Linked DNA regions of Mus musculus: region 2 is linked to region 1. A link is a loop called in an ENCODE intact Hi-C map of the cell type or tissue named here. Cell type or tissue: gastrocnemius. All regions are shown on one strand.

Region 1 (2,500 bases):
TAACTCCTTCCATCATTAATCTCTTAAAACGCGTGTGAAGCCCAATGGATTGGTCATGCAGAGTCCATTCGGACATCATTGGTCCTAGTCAAGAATGCTCGTCGGAAGCAAAGAGTGCCAGTGACGCTTGGGAGAATGAGTGGACAGGGAGCCGTAAAGGAAGGAAGCCTCCTGGGATGGGCTACCTCTCTCTGAAAGAGAAAGGTTTCAGTGGAGATGGCAGGAAAGAAATAGCTCCGTCCTCCGGGGTATGACCTACCGATTTGGGATTTATGGTTTCCTGTCTGCTGTCAGGAGTTAGAGACTGAGCCACTGAGACTAACTGTCCCGGCATGTGACAAGATCGGGGATCCTGGTGACAAGTGCCCCCTCAGTGTGCTTGGTGTCAGCTAGCATGAAATTACTTACGCCACTGCCTTCTGAGGGAACTCGTAGTACCTTGATTTATCAAGTCCACATAGGCCACAGGTGCAGGGTGTGCTGGCCTGCGGCTCTCGTCGCCTAGCCCCAAGGGTTATTAGGAGGAGCCTAATGTGAAAGACTCACTTGGTTTGCTGTAGAAACGTGTGAGGGTCATCAGTGCTCGCTGATATTTTGGAGATGGTGGAAGGGGGACAGATTCCAAACGCCCTCGAGTGCACAGCTGTCGTTAACAGTAGAGTTCACATCTTCAGTCTTTGCAGGGAATAGCACAAATTGGTTCCTTTATGGCAGATATACAGACTTGGTTTTCACGTGTCTTGTGTTATCTATGTTTCATGTACATCTTACATGTCTGGGGTATGAGGGCTGCTACTTTGACACAGTGTTAGATTTCTTTCATAACGTCAGAGCCAAAAGCTTGTTTTCCTTTAATAAAAATCTTCTTTTTATATGCCCCAGTACAGGGGAACGCCAGGGCCAAAAAGGGGGAGTAGGTGGGTAGGGGAGTGGGGGTGGGTGGGTATGGGGGACTTTTGGTATAGCATTGGAAATGTAAATGAGCTAAATACCTAATAAAAAATGGAAAAAAATCTTCTTCATTTAAAAACAATTTCATTATTTAAAAACCTGTATTTAAAAATTGTACTTTTCGTTGGTGACCCCGTGTTGGTGACTGTTCTGTTGCTGTGATCCTGCGCTCTCATGAACGCAGCTTGGGTGAGGAAGGCTCGATTTTTGGCTCACAACTCCAGAGCAGTTCCATGCGTTGCACAGTGTGAAGGCACGGGTGTAGAGTCCGGGGTCAACTCAGTTCATCTGAACAGAGGTAGAAAGAGAGAACTGGAAGCTGGGAGAGGCTATCAAACTCAAAGCCTGCCTGCGGGGGACTCCTTCTCACGCAGGACCCCATCTTCCACAACCTTATCACACAGCGCCACCATCTGGGGAGCAGGGGTTCCAACCCCTGAGCCTACGTGGAGCACTGCTCAGTTAAACACCACGGTTTTTTAGTATACAGTTCCTGGTTTCTCCTTGATTAAGTATTTCGATGAAGGAAATAACTATCTTCACTTATGGTAAAAGTGTTACTTTATCTTGTAAGGCGCTTTTTTCCCCCAGAAACATGTTAAGGTAAGAAATGGGGTCATCTCTGATGTGCAAGATGTGGAACTGTTAATTCTTTTGTAAAATGACGGATGATTGTAAATCACAGGCGGCTCAGGAAGACAGGCCGTCCGGGAGACAGCAGAACTTGCCATTAGCAGACCACTGTGTGAAAACAGAGCTCTGCAGCCTTGAACTTGCTTCTAACCCTCCGACGGCTTCTTTTTTTCTTATCTGTAAAAAGTGCGGGCTTCTGTGAAAACTCTGCGGTTTCCTTTTCTCTCTTGAGTTCTAGGATCACGGTTTCCTCAGAAACCCTGATTGGGGAGTGCTCCAGCTTCAGGCCGGGCATGTGTTGGGGGTCAGCCATGTCTCAGTTAGCCAAAGAAAATAAATGGAACACAGATGGCTATTACCACAGGGAATAATCCAGAAATAAAGCCATCATGGAGTGAGTCCGTGTATGGAAAAAGTATGCTATGGAGGACGGTTGGTCAGGAAGGGCTGGTCTGTTCCCATCCCGAAGCCCCCCTCACTGGTGCTCGGGTTAAACGTGCTCTTATAGTTTGAAACTCTAGTTTGAAACTGAGCTGGTGTGCGTTTCCGGGAGGAGAAGACCATTCATCCCCACGCAGGGAAAGTCTGTCTAGATGGACCAGAGAGTTTAGTTACCACCTCTGTACAAGAACGTCCATGTGAAAGGCAGGCAAAGGCCCTGGTGAGCTCGCTTGTGATGAGGTCCTGTCAGCCATGGGGTTTCCGGAGCTGAACAAAGGTGGGGGCGGGTAACAGACACACAGAAAGAGAAAAACAAGGGTACATCTTTTTCACAACTCACTGAACATCGATGGTGGCGATAATGGTTGTAAATACAGACTACACCTTTATTGAAAGTGACCGCATGTCATTGGATACATCACAACACCACAGAGACAGACAGAGAGCTTGGAAATTGAGGCGAATCCTTGACTGC
Region 2 (2,500 bases), 92 kb before region 1:
AACCTAGGGCCACCTTCCCAGTGCCAGCACCACTCACAATGGGCTACCCCCACTCCCCCAGTCCCTAGTTAAGAAAACACTCTACAGGCTTGCCTACAGCCTGATTCTTATGGAGGCATTTTCTTAATTGAGGCTCCTTCCCCGCAGATGACCTCAGCTTGTGTCAAGTTGATAAACACTATCCAGCACACCTTCCTCTCTGGAGTGTGTGCTATGTGAAACAGGAGGGGCTCTGGGATATGAGAGAGAGAGAGAGAGAGAGAGAGAGAGAGAGAGAGAGAGAGAGAGAGAGAGAGACCAGTTCTTCCAGCAGCTTCCAGTTGAGTAGAAAGCACCAACTTGCTGGAAAATGGTAATTTGATCATGAGTTAGTGGTGGGTTTTCCCCTCAGGCTTTCTACTCCTTGGTGTTTCATTCTGAGAAGTTTCCTGGTTCCATCTGGCCTTTGGGGGAGGGGGGAGGTAAAAAAAAAAAAGACCACGACCTATTAGGAGTCACTCAAGTGGATGCCAGACCAGAGCAAAGAAACACACAAGGCATGGTCTGGAGAGTCTACCTTCATCACAGAGCAGAATGAAATTATTCCTGTAACAAAGCAAGAGCCATTTCTGGAAAGTGGCCGGGGAGTAAGAGGTGGGGGAGGGGGCTTTGATTGATGATCTCTAAGCGGTTTCACAGGGAGAGAATTTTGAAAGCAGTTCCAACCAGAAACACAATCAGGAGAAAGACTATATTGCACTTTTGGGTATGTTATATACAGTGTGTGTGTGTGTGTGTGTGTGTGTGTGTGTGTGTGCATGTGTGTTTATAATCTTCTCCCTTAAAAAGCCCCCTGAAAATAGCATTCATGGAGCCCGTGGCAATAAGGAGTACTTTTCAGACAGTCTGGAAACAGTATCTGTCAGGGACCACAACTGAGTGGAGGAAAGGGATGTTAGGAATGAGGTAAGAGTCTGGCGTTGCAGTCTTGAGGGTATGGGAAGGAAGCTCAGGCTTGCACGTGCAGAGGGAATGGCTTGGGCAGAAGGGAAATCGAATTCGCTGTCACTTAGACTAGCAAACGTCAGTGCCATTCAGCTCTTCAATTTCCGATTCAGATGAGAGTGTTACATTTAAATGAGAGTGTCACATTTTTCTCCCTTTCTTCCCCAGAGCACCCATTCCAGACCTAGCCTTTCTCCCCTTGCCTAAGGCATGGTTTCTGTCTCACTTCTGACTGCCAGGCAGGAAATGTTCCTAGCCATGGGATAAGCCTCCCGTCTGAAGGGGCCGAGGAGGAGGTTGAGAAGAGGAAAGGAGAAACAAAGGAAGAAAAACACAAACTTTACTAGAGCTGCTGGCTGGAGCCGCAAGCTCCAGGCAGGTTTCCAGTTTCCTAGAAGCAGGGATCCGTGGGCGTGGCCCTCAGTGTTTGTTAATCGGCCCGGTGTACTCTGTGGGCGTGCCCTCGGTGTATTAAGCTAATCTGTCTGTTGTACTCTGTGGGCGTGGCTCTTAGTTATGCTAATCGGTGCGCCTTGTTTTGTGGGCGTGGCCCGCGTTGTATGCTAATCTGCCGCTGTACTCTGTGGGCGTGGCCCTTGGGCGGGCGGGGCCGTCCTAGTCGCAGAGCCTTGGGGCGCCGGACGCTCGGGGCCGCTGACCCGCTCCCGGAGCTAGTCCACGTTGGTCTCGGTCTTTGTTCTGGGTTAGCGCGGGGACATGCGCCGCTGAGGATGGAGGTGGAGGACTCGGGCGGCGTGGTGCTGACCGCCTACCACTCGCACGCGCGCTCGCAACCGCAGGGCGCTGAGCCACGCTGCGCGTCCCGGGCCAGCCATCCGCTCAGCAGGTACGGAGCGGCACCGCGGGCCGCGCGCGCGCGCGCCGGGCGGGGCGGGGAGGGGGCAGCGCTTAGGCAAGTTTTTATGGAGTTGATAACTGAGACTGCTCTTTGTATGATCCTGATTGGAGATGAGAAACAGCCTGGGCAAAAAGTCTGTGTGTGGCTGGCTGAGGCTAGCGGGGTACTTGTAGTCTTGACGCAACTTTATCAAGAGTTAGATAAACATACCATTTCTGTGGAAGACTCTCACCATGTACTGGAGAAATTTTAAAATATTACCAAGAACCCAAACACAAGTCGGTTGAAAAGAAAAAAAGTTCTCGCAGACACTCAGATTAACTATTTGAAGCTAAAGTTTTTCTCAAAAGGAAACCTTCACTGACATAACAATTTCACTTCTACTGTAAATACCCTCAATTGTTTAAATACAGTGATGTCATTATTTGATGAGTGCCGGTGCCGATTGTATGCAACCAACGCAATTCCTGTTTATTTCTTTGGGTGACCATGTGCATTTAGTAAGCCAGGGATCTGGAGAACATTGCTCTGGCATGCCCATCTGTTCCGCCAAAGACGGATGGTCAAAAATATTCCAAATGTGAGATGGTTTGCTGTCTGGCGTGTTTAGGGGAAGTTCCTTTGCTATTCTCTACGACTATATCAGTGGACGTTTTT

The links. Peaks named below come from ENCODE experiments on the same cell type or tissue, not always from the same donor. Only the 100,000 strongest peaks of a DNase experiment are listed, where the experiment ranks them.
Region 2: a loop joins it to region 1, with 2.0 times the contacts of the local background. A loop is called at or near these places in 5 of 42 quality-filtered maps.

What each region holds. Positions count from the first base shown.
Region 1 is chr17:67,911,643-67,914,142 of GRCm38, reverse strand. The region is part of intron 1 of Arhgap28 (Rho GTPase activating protein 28); the gene reads left to right. Among named protein-coding and RNA genes, the nearest start is that of Arhgap28, 91 kb to the left of the region's middle. In gastrocnemius, a CTCF peak has its summit at 1,373 (motif pointing left); a DNase peak (open chromatin) is centred at 1,350; H3K4me3 peaks cover 912 bases; H3K27ac peaks cover 386 bases.
Region 2 is chr17:68,003,226-68,005,725 of GRCm38, reverse strand. It overlaps Arhgap28 (Rho GTPase activating protein 28), which reads left to right and starts at 1,618. Exons shown (of 18, transcript NM_172964.4): 1 at 1,618-1,831. The coding sequence starts at 1,716. In gastrocnemius, no CTCF peak of the experiment used is centred here; a DNase peak (open chromatin) is centred at 1,560; H3K4me3 peaks cover 1,617 bases; H3K27ac peaks cover 1,333 bases.